Linked DNA regions of Mus musculus: region 2 is linked to region 1. Evidence: chromatin loops called from intact Hi-C (ENCODE). Cell type or tissue: heart. All regions are shown on one strand. Links, peaks and the distances in the headings refer to the core of each region. The heading gives the core; the rest is flanking DNA.

Region 1 (5,566 bases), core at 1,617-4,116:
GTTACAGAGCCAGTTCAAGGCCAGTTTGGTTACCCTGTAAAACGGTACACACAACCAAAGAAACAAATAACAACAAAAATGTAAGTGAATATTTGTCTTTGTTTTTTGTTTTTGTTTTTTTGTTTGTTGGTTGGTTGGTTGGTTTTGCTCCCAATTCAAATATATGATTTAAAATAGAAGAAAAAGGAAAAGACCCTTCTTTTCTACCACCGTTTCTTATTCCCAAGGAATAAAGGTCTTGATTCATTATGCTAAATCACAAGTATGCTACTCTAGGGAGTCTATCCTCAGTTGCTCCAGCTATGTCCTCTCACCTACTCCCCCCCACACACAGACACACACAGACACACACACACACACACACACACAGAGAGACACACTCTATAAATAAATAAATAAGGAAATCTTTAAAAAAATATTTACTGTGAATTACTATAAAACTGCACCTTGACTCAGGAACACTTTATCAACTATAAGAGCCACAGAAAGAAATTAGTTACAATTTTATGAGAAATGTGCTTAGTCATATGAACTTTGTAAGACACAAAGGAAGAAAATATTTTACCAGTCTATTGTTCAGTGGCCTAATGACAATGTATTCTTGATCATGTTCAACCAGTCAGTCTTCCGCATCTCTTCCTTAGGGTTATGCTAATTTGAACTATTTCTAATCCCTACCTCAAATTAGCCCAAACCCTGAGCCACCCAGTACTTCCAGGATTATTAAAAGGATCTGTTCCATCTAATTTTCAGTAGATAGCTGTAAAAAGAACAGTATAAAACGATGCATTATCATTTCACAGGCAGCAAAATCGTCTCCTGGTCTCTTCCAGTCTGGTTTGCCATACATAGCTGACACTGTGTTTGCATTTCCCCCTTTTACTTTTGAGACAAGGTAATACTGGCCTTGAACTCCCAATCCCCCCATCCCACCTCCTCTTACTGACTACCATGGATTACTAGTACCTGTACTTGTTGAGGCTTAGCTTCTCAAATACCAACAGTAAGAAAAAGGAATTTGGGGTTTCTATTTTCAAAGTTCAGACAACAGGGGGTAGCTAGTTCTAGAACTAACCCCTCTCAAGGGATCTTCTACTTTTTGTAGGAGAGTCCAAATTAATGTACATCAGCAATCCAGCCACCCCTCTAACTTGAAATATGTTACATGCTTCTTAAAACCCAACATCTGAAAGGCACTGCTAGGCAAGGAGATGAGGCACCGAGGCTTGTAATTCATGCCATCAGTACATCACACTCTACTTTGTAATCATAGCATTCTCCATTTTTCTTGGAGTATGTTTCCCAGTCTTAAGGTTATAAACCTCCACTCAGATACAGACACGCTGCCATCAAGTCGGCTGGTTCCAAGACAACAGTAGTGCTGCAGCAGCCAAGGATCCCTTGGCACAGACTTGCTCAAATGATACTGGCAGCAGCACTGGCTCTTCCCTTTCTATCTCGGCTGTTACTATAGCTCCTTTGCTAAATCTGTCTCTGAGTTTAGACAGGAGCTGGATGGCTCATAATCACCCAGCAGCTGCAGCTGAGCAATACTCAGCTAATTGTGGCACTGGAGCAGCTGAGAGAAGAAAAAAGAAAATATATACCCGATTGTAGTCATACATAAGTGGCTGTACACAGTGCTGGTAAGACACCAACACACTTTAATAGGAACAGATTATTTCCTCTGAAGAGAAGCAGTTAGGGCTTTTGCTAGAGGACTTGTATCTTTAGTATAAGTAAGTTTAAATGTGAACCAAAGGTGACCTAGCCATGTAGCTCTCTGAACAATGGAAGATCTTACTAAAATTTCCTGTAAATATGCACACAAGGACAGAATCACAAACATTGCCTTTACAATGAGGCAAAGTTCCTGTGACATGAACTTGGCACAGATGCAATCTCTTCTTCAGCGCTCCATTACATCAACATAAAGTAACAAAACCAACAGCTAAAACAGCAAGCAACTACACAGAATAACTAAAGCGGCCTCAGGCAACCACTCTGTCTCTGAAACACCATTGTCATTGCTTCCTTCTGTAACAAAAGTATATTATTGCTTCAGACTCTACAAACCTCATAAAGTGTAATTAAAGGGAAAATCACTACACAATGAAAAATCTTATGTTAAAACTGACACTGAATTGTTCTTATTTGAAGCATTATTGCTTTAAGGAAAAAAAAATGAATGAAAGTCAACTCTTGCTATGTCAGTTTTGTCATGGTACCTGATTTTCTGAAAGGTAGGTACCTGATAAAAGAACACCTATCCATTCAATAAACATTTTGATTACTTTCTATTTACTATTTATATTTAAAATTAATAACACATAACACCTCTCAGAACATTAAAATAACATAAAAATCAAGAACATTTGGAAGTGTGTGGTATTTTCTTTTTTTTTAACTTTTTTTTATTAGATTTTTTTGTGTGAGTGTGTGTGTGTGTGTGTGTGTGTGTGTGGTATTTTCACACACAAACTAGTATATGATATTTATGATGCAAGAAGTCTAAACCTGTTAGCAAAGAAGAGCCCAGGGAGTGCCCTTAAGCTAGACACCAATGACTAAAATTTTTAATCAACAGGGAAAAGATTAAAGGATGTGACAGGAAACCAGATTATCTTGAAAATTATTAACTTAACCTAAGCACCTTCTATACTGCATTACATTCAGGCTTCTTAAAAATATTTTTATGTAAAATATAAAACCCAGGTAACAAACACACAAATGTATGAGCTCATAAATTAAATTAAAACTAACACCTCCAAGACCCCAAGGATAGAAGCATCACTTCCTTGTAGTTTTTTTTTTAATAGTTTTATCACTTAAATTTGCATCCCTAGACATCAGAACCTAGCAATGCTCTTCAAAAAAAAAAAAAAAAAAAAAAATCTGCTCAGGTTTCTTTCCTAAACAATGGTAATAAGTAATAAGACTAATAAATGATGCTCACACCAACCTGAACCACTAAATTGGAAGCTCAATATATTTTTTTTAAAAATTACCAAGGCTGGAGAGTTGGCTCAGCAGTTAAGAGCATTGACTGCTCTTCCGGAGATCCTGAGTTCAATTCCCAGCAACCACATGGTGGCTCACAACCATCTGTAATGGGATCTGATGCCCTCTTCTGGTGTCTGAAGACAGCGACAGTGTACTTATATAAATAAAATATATTTTTTTAAATTACCCACAGTAGTATGCTATTACTGTTAGAACTATGCAAATTTGAACTGTAAGTAAACAAGGATTTAAACAAGTATACAAGTAGTAATATTTCACTACTCTTTTAGCATATTCTTTTATTTATATATGCAATGAAATAAAATTTTATTTGCAAAGACAATGGGTTTTTTTGAGAATTTCTTCAACTAAAAACAATTTTTGACTATATATTAATATTATCCTTTGGCCATGAGATAAATTTCACACCTATCCCAAGAAGACAGGTCAAGGCTGTAATTTCACTTTCAGTTGAACAGAAAGGAGTCAATTTTGTGGTTTGTGAAGTCAGCAAAAACTAGCTACAAAATTAAAGGTATAACATTACCGTAGTTTTATGGCAAAGCACACATTTTAAAAGCTTTTATTTTATCCTGGAAATATGGAATATAAACAGTCTTGTATCTAAGTTTCAATCAAAGGCAATCTTCTCCCTCCCCTAAATTTAGGACCTACTGAAATGTCAACCAGCATCTACATTTTCACTGAGGTTTTGCTGGTATTCAAAAATAAGATATAGCTAAATGCATTTAGCAAGCGGAAAAAATTCCTGAAGAACAACTTTCCTACAGTTGTATTCTCTCTCATATATGTTGCATATAAGAACTTTGGCTTTTAATTTAACACTCCCTATCTGCCCACTCAAAATGTTTCTAGTCCACACCATTGTGCTGGTTAATAGAGGTAGCACACATTTGGCCTTAAATTGAGTCACACATGCACACTTAATAACATTTTCATTAGTGAGTAATTTAAATTTAGAAATTTAACAGGATGTTTAAACTCACTTTCAATTGCCAATTTTGGTCAGTAATTTTACACGAAATACATGAATATACCATACCGAAATATCCTGTGAAATCACATGTAAAAAACACAGCTGTGGAACACACAAGAGAGGTACAAAGTTATGTTTCAACTGCATACTTTTCGTTTATTTACTTTGATAACTGTCATTTCCACTGCTGTTCCAATCACTTATGCAAAGAATAACTACATCAAAACTACGCTATGCCCCATTCACAATCCCTATACCAGAAACGATATTCCCACTTTTTAAAAACAACTCTTTCTCAAGCCCAATAAAGCAAAAGCTGGAAGCAATTATCAAGAAGCAAAACACAAACAAAATTTTCGTTGACACAGGAGGACAGAGAACCGAACTCACGGGGAGGCGGAGTGGCAAGGCACTTAAAAGTGGCCGCTGATTGTAACACGTCCCAACACCCTCAAACCCAAACAAAGGAAAACTTTATAAACAGGTCGTGGTTTGCAATCAAACCAAGTACAACCCGCCGCTCACCCGCTCGCTCCACGAGTTCCACTCCTCGCTCCAGACAGTTGCTGCGGGCGTCCGGCGACACAGACCTCCAGCCGCTAGGACGAGAAGGGGCCGCTGCCCTACCCTCTGGTCCTCATTCGGGAGTGACCCCACGTCCTTTGGGGTGGAGGGTGCAGCGGCGGCACCACATAGGCTGGACCACTATCCGGACTCCCGCAGAATCGGGAAGTACTGGACAGGGCGGAGACCGAGGCACTGGGCAAGCAGGTAGTGAGCCCAGGAGACGAGACACTCACGCCCGCCAGCCAGACCGCGGGAGGGGAGAAGTTTCTCCTCAACTTCCAGACTCCGGGACCAGTAGGCGGACAGCGGCAGGGGCGGCGGCGCCTCGAGAAGCCCGGGAGCAGGAGGGTGGATGCCGAGGCCTAGAGCTGCCCGGTCCGGGTCAGCTGCCTACGTCGCGAGGCCACGCCGCGAGCTTACCTGAGTCCGGCCGCACTCGCACGGGTCGCCGCGGGGAGAAGGCGGCCGGCCGAGGTGGACGCCCGCGGGTCCCTCTCCCTTCTCCACCTCCAGGTCGCGGGGCGCCAGGAGGCAGCGACGGCGGCGCAGCCGGCCCGGGACGCTTTACTTGAGGAGGAGGGAACTCCCGGACGCCCGCACCCCGCGGCCTCCCTCTCTCCTCCTCTCGCCGCCGGCCCCGCCCCTCCGCTCCGGATCGCGCGCGGGGCGGGGGTTGCGGCTACCTGCGCGCGCCCGCTCACCGGAACTCGCGCTCTGCTGTCTGCTGGGAGCGCCTTCCGGCGCGGGAGCTCTGCGCGGGGTCCGCGGGCCGCTGGGAGGCCCGGCCGTGTCGTGCCTGCCGGCCCAACATGGCGCCAGGGGTCAGGCGTGCTCCCGAGGGGGCGTGAGGAGAAAGCAGCAGCGGCATGTGGTTCCCTGCCTTGCCCGCACGCCGACTACCGCAACGGGCGAAGCGGGGCTCCGCCTGGCTCACCGAAACACTGAGGGGTGTGGGGCTTTGTTTTCGGAGGGTGATCGGGGTTGGGGTTCTTTGGAGAA
Region 2 (5,566 bases), core at 1,932-4,431, 150 kb after region 1:
AGAAAATTCAAAGTTCAAGGTCTGCTTGGGATACAGGGCAAGCTCAGGGCCAGAATGGCTACTCTCTTAGCAAAACTTGTTAAAAATTAAATAAATAAATAAATAAATAAATAAATAAAAATAAAAGAGCTGGAGAAGTATCTCACCGGTAGAGTATCTTCAACATAATGTCCTTTAGTAATTAAAGGAGGGGTGGGAGTAACTCTTCTCTCCGCAGATAGTAATTCGAATAGGTCTCTAAATTTCAATGAATTATTTGGAAATGTCACAGAAAATATCTCTGGAGGTTTTTCTTGTTTTGGTTTGGTTTTTTGGTTTTTTTCTCAAATCAAATCAGTTTCCTTTACTTTCTGGACAAACAGGGATTGGTCTATCTATGACTCACCCAGAACACTCAAGAGAAGAAAGTCTACCTCCAATGATCTACTCTCCAGCCTGCTCTTACTTCTAATGAGTTACCTCATGTTCACACACAGTATGAAGATGTTCCCTGTGAAGGAAGAGGCAGCCAGAGCAGCTGGCACCTGCTTCAACCTGTCTTTTAAACTACTGGGCTTGAACTTGAAGCAATGTAATCAATAAAGAAGCTTTAACTCTCTCCAGTTTTCCAAAAGTCTAAACACCGAGTTACCATGTAACAATTCCCCTCCCAGCAATCTAGCCTAGGGAACTGAAAGCCTAAATCCACTCAAAAACAAGTTGAGAGCAGGATCGTCCTCAAAGGTCAAAAGGGAAAACAACTCAAATAGCCATCAACCAGTGAGTATTTCTGAAAATTGTTACACAGACACAATGGAGTATTATTCAGCCATAAAAGGAATGAAGTACTAATACATTTTATAACATAGTTGAAACTTGAAAACATTACAAGAGGCCCAGGAGTTACAGAGCCTTTAATCCCAGGAGGATCTCTGAGTTTGGGGACAGCAAAGGCAACACAGTAACACCTTGTCTCAAAAACTTGAACTCAAAAAACTCAAAAGAAAATTAGTCACAAAAGACCACATTATATACACTTTCATTTACATAATATGTGCATAAACCGGCAAATCTGGAGAAAGAAGGCAGATTAACGATCCGATCCGCTCTACTGCCTAGAGGGAGACAGATGAAGAAAAAAGAAACAGGGCTTGTGGGGGTGGGGGGAGGTGGAAGGGAGGGAGAATGTTCTAAAGCTGACAGTGGTGATAGCTGCAAAACACTGTGGACACACTAAAACTCACTGACTAACACAGCAGCAATAGGCAAACCATGTGGGATATGAACTGCATCTCAAAGTTGTCTTTAAAAGGGAAGGTTTGGGCTGGAGCAATGGCTCAGCCGTTAAGAGCCTGGCTGTTCTTGCAGAAGACCTGGGTTCAAATCTCAGCACCCACAGGGCGGCTCATCACATCGTAATTCCAGTTCTAGGGCATCTTCTGGCCTCCAAGGGCACCATTTGATTCTCTTTCACAAAGTATCAGGATTCTACTTACTTTTGACTTCTTTCAAAATAAACTCATTTGGAATGTTACCTAAGGCCCCCAGGTGACTCCCACTTCCTCTTCAAATATCTAGAGAACAACCACTCTAAGCAAAACCTTTTACTAGGCAGGCTTTCTAGCTCACTCACAGAACTAATCTGAACTTATGTAATCAATTATGATAAATCACAAGACTATAGTAGGGTCACTACAGATGGCAAAACAGTTATTGTTTAGTTGTAAGTAAAACTTAAACCAAGAAAATAATACTGGAGAAGCACACCCAGTCCAAACAATGTTCTAGTCTTTTTATTTAAATGGTCTAACATCGAACAAAGTAACATAAAAAGTAGTTACTGAAAGTGAGTGCACTTAACTGGCCATCAGAGTTTAATATATTTTTAAATGAATAAACTGTAACATAAAGTAAACACTTTAAAATGAGACTAGGTTCTGATCAATTTTTTTCTCTTAATGCAAAAAAACATTTTTACAAAAGCAAGGTTTTTTTCCTGTTGTGTTTTGCTGGTCTAGAGCTCAGAGATCTGCCTGCCTCAGCCTACTGGGTGCTGGGATTAAAGCCACAACTTTTTGCCCAGCCAAAAGCAATCTTTAATTGATAGACAACACTGCATCTTTTAGGAACACATATTTTAAGTGCATACACTGTGAAATGGCTGAACACACTGAATCCACACATTTTATCTACCAAGGATGTCATATTTATCATACTGGTCCTTAGAGCACACATTCTCGAAGGTTCTCTTCACACTTTCAATACAATGACCACTAACTGTAGTCTTGCTATGGATAGACGTCTTTAACTATAATTACATATCTTTTAATGTTCACTTTCATTTAGGACACACAAAATATATAACCTAGACATCTTTAACTATAATTATGTATCTTTTAATGTTCACTTTCATTTAGGACGCACAAAATATATAACCAGGTTATTCTGTTCTGCGAGGCAACTTTACAGAATAGCACCACTTGAATTTGAGTTAAATTAGCATGTAATACTGAAAACTAAAGTAGGCTGCCCGGCAGAGGTGGTGCATGTCTCTAATTCCCAGTATTTGGGGAGGCAGAGTTTGAGGCAGCCTGGTCTACAGAGCAAGTTCCAGGATAGCCAGGTACAGAGAAACCCTGTCTCAAAAAAAATTTTTTTTTCAAGATTGAATTTACTCACTAGAAAATCCAAGACTTCAAAATTTATTTGAACAGGTTTAGGCTTGGGGAGGGAAGGAGGGACTGGTAATATTTTAGAGTAACAACAAAAGCAGTCTTCGTCTGGATTAAGGAACAAGAATGTAACAAAACTACTAATAAATTGTACATTCAAAGCAGGAAGAGCAGGAAGGCTAGCACACACTGAGAAGCCACTTGTTTATACTGAGCTGCTTGAGTGAGGAGTGAGCCTTATCTTTGACTCCTGGTGCCTGGCAGTGCAGTCAATAAACACTTGCTATATTAGAAAAAAAGAACGTATTCTTACCCAAGAAGGGGGGACTGGTGGGTGCTGGTGACTGATGATAGAACCAAATATTTAACAATGATATAGCTCAGGCTACTTTCCCCTTTTTCTCTACAACTCCCACTCTATTAGTTGTATTTAAGCATCTGTAACTGTATAGAAGTACATTTGATTTAAAGGCTTCTAGATCGGTTTAAAATACATGCATCTGCTATAAGGTATTTATGAAAAATTAAAAATATTAATAAACTGCGATAAAATCTGATCCAAATTTAATTTAAAATTTAGATTATATGAAAACAGTGGTGGGCTTAAATTCCCCTTCTCCGAAGAGTAACAAGATATAAAGATTTAAAATAACTATATTTCCCTAATAGAGCCAGCCATGTACTACAAGCATAAATTTTTTTTAACTAAACAAATTTCTCACAGACCCAGCAAGATGTTTCTATCAATTAAAGACCACAAAATCCCAAGCAGTAAACACAGCAAGCACCAGGGGGCCTCCCAGGAATAACTTGATACTAAAGGAGAAGGTAAATAAGAAAGAGTTCCTGGTAAAAGTTCTGCCTTTTTCTCAGCCTTAAGGCTGCTGGAAAGCTTTTACATCTGGAGCATATAAACAGAGTTGTTTTGTTGTTGTTGTTGTTTTAAACAGAGAATAAATACTTCGTACTTTAACTAGTTAAAGAAAAGTCACCCCTCTCCACGCTCTTTGGTAAAATTCCAAACACAAACAGCTTCGCTGTAGTAAACACACGCATTCATTAGGAGGCTGACAAAAAGGACTCTTAACCACTCAAAAACGCAATTCTTTTTTACACACTCCACAATTAGTGACGACGCAAATTTTATAGCGTAAAAGGGTTCTTTTGACCAAGACCCGCCTTTAACTTCGAACAGTATCCCCCAACGGACCAATACATTTAACTACTGGCCTCTCCATCTCCTCTTTTCTCCTTATGTTCCCACCAACACAAAACTAATCGATAAAAGCATAAGAACCCGGAACTTCAAATGCTGAGAACACTTGTAAAATACCTTTTAAGCTCAAGAGATTATTCACAACAGACATTTGCTAAGTTTGTGCAGAAATTAAACTCGGCTCAAACATGTTTAAAAAAAAAAAAAAGCCCCCAAATCAACCCCTTCAGCACATGTATCCGGGCGTTTCGTATTTCTAACGGACGTCTTTAACCTGATTCAGGATTTTTACTGTTTTTTTATACTCCAGATAATAAATGGTAAACTAGTCATCGTATCCTCTCCCTAATTCTTTCTAGAGCATCCAGTAAAATGCAAACGATCCGAGAGCCTTACTGGGAAGGTTTTATGTAAAATTCACTACCGGAACGACCATCGGAGGCTGCCAAGGGCAACGCACAAAGAGAACCGAGAAATACACATTCCACGGACACACAAAGCCCAGCGGCAGGCATCCTCGCCCCTTCTTCGGAACGGTCTGCAGAGGCCAGCACAGCGGCCAAGCGGAGCCCGGCCGCCTCTCGGGAAGACTGTACCAGCCGATGGGCCTCCGGCCTCGCTCGGCCCGGCCTCCCCGCCTGCCCGCCCGCCAGCCCGCGCTCCTGGCCTCCTGGGGCACCCGGCCCGCCCGCCCGCCCGCCCGCCTGCCCTCCTCTCCGACCTCAGCTCGAGCGGGAAGGGCCCCGCGGCCGGGTGGGGAGACGAGCCGGCGCCGCACTCACCCTCCAGCAGGCGGGTGATGAGGCTGTCCACGTTCAGCTCCCCGTCCGCCATCTTGTCGGCACCAGACTCTCCTCCCTAAAGCGTTAACAGGGCTTCTCGGCGGCGGCGGCGGCTCGGCGTTCTCACCTACGAGTCACGCGGCGTTTCGACCCCGGCTCCAACTCCCCCCGGGCGCGGGCCCTCCCCCCACCCCCTCCCCGCCGAGCAGCGACAGCGCGCGCACACGCTGGCGGCGCCCACTGGAAATAAATAAATAAACAAGCAGGCCCCCAGGAACCGGGCCGCGTCAGGAACCGGGCCGCGTCAGACCCCAGCCGCCACCGCCTCCTCCACCTCCTCCTCGGCACCGCCCAGCTCCGCAAAGCTCGGCAGCGCCACGGACAGCCCCGCCCTCAGCGTCACTCCCTCCCCTCCGCCCTTGCGGGCCGCCTAGCCGCGCCGAACTGCGCGCACGCGCGCCACGTCCCCTTCCTGCCTCTCCAGCTCCCCGCCCTCCCCTCCGCGGTTGCTAACGCGCAGGAGCGATTCCCTCTCTCAGGCGTTCCACTGCAACGAACAGTCGCCACTACGCAGGCGCAGGGCGGAGCCTGCCTTGCTTGTGAACGCAGAGCCGGCGTAGGCTGGAATGACCTTCCTTCCCTGCTCCCCAGGGCCTGGTGGTTCCGCAGAGTTAACTATTGCGTTCTTCCCGCCTTGCTTTTCTTTTCTAGGTTTCAGTCACTGGTTTTCAAAACAATTGCTCGTATTTCCGCTAACCCGGAAACGTGGGTTTCAGTTGCCTATGTTGGAAACCCAGGTGTGCTGGAGATAAGAGACTTCTCTGTTGAAAAAGATTGACATTGCAGATCAAGGGCTCTGTATCACATCACCAGAGTCGCTGATTCGCCAGGTGACCCTAGAAGAAACAGGATTCAAA

The links. Hi-C counts contacts between places; a loop is a spot of excess contacts. Peaks named below come from ENCODE experiments on the same cell type or tissue, not always from the same donor. Only the 100,000 strongest peaks of a DNase experiment are listed, where the experiment ranks them.
Region 2: a loop joins it to region 1, with 2.7 times the contacts of the local background. A loop is called at or near these places in 2 of 42 quality-filtered maps.

What each region holds. Positions count from the first base shown.
Region 1 is chr5:32,610,797-32,616,362 of GRCm38, reverse strand. Gm10461 reads left to right here and starts at 785. Exons shown (of 2, transcript XM_030254958.1): 1 at 785-837; 2 at 4,311-5,566. The coding sequence starts at 785. The coding sequence ends at 5,139. It overlaps Yes1 (YES proto-oncogene 1, Src family tyrosine kinase), which reads right to left and starts at 5,192. Exons shown (of 12, transcript NM_001205132.1): 1 at 4,988-5,192. In heart, for the core only: a CTCF peak has its summit at 3,129 (motif pointing left); no DNase peak of the experiment used is centred there; H3K4me3 peaks cover 541 bases; H3K27ac peaks cover 648 bases.
Region 2 is chr5:32,458,491-32,464,056 of GRCm38, reverse strand. It overlaps Ppp1cb (protein phosphatase 1 catalytic subunit beta), which reads right to left and starts at 5,087. Exons shown (of 8, transcript NM_172707.3): 1 at 4,650-5,087. The coding sequence starts at 4,701. In heart, for the core only: a CTCF peak has its summit at 3,444; no DNase peak of the experiment used is centred there; H3K4me3 peaks cover 1,939 bases; H3K27ac peaks cover 1,301 bases.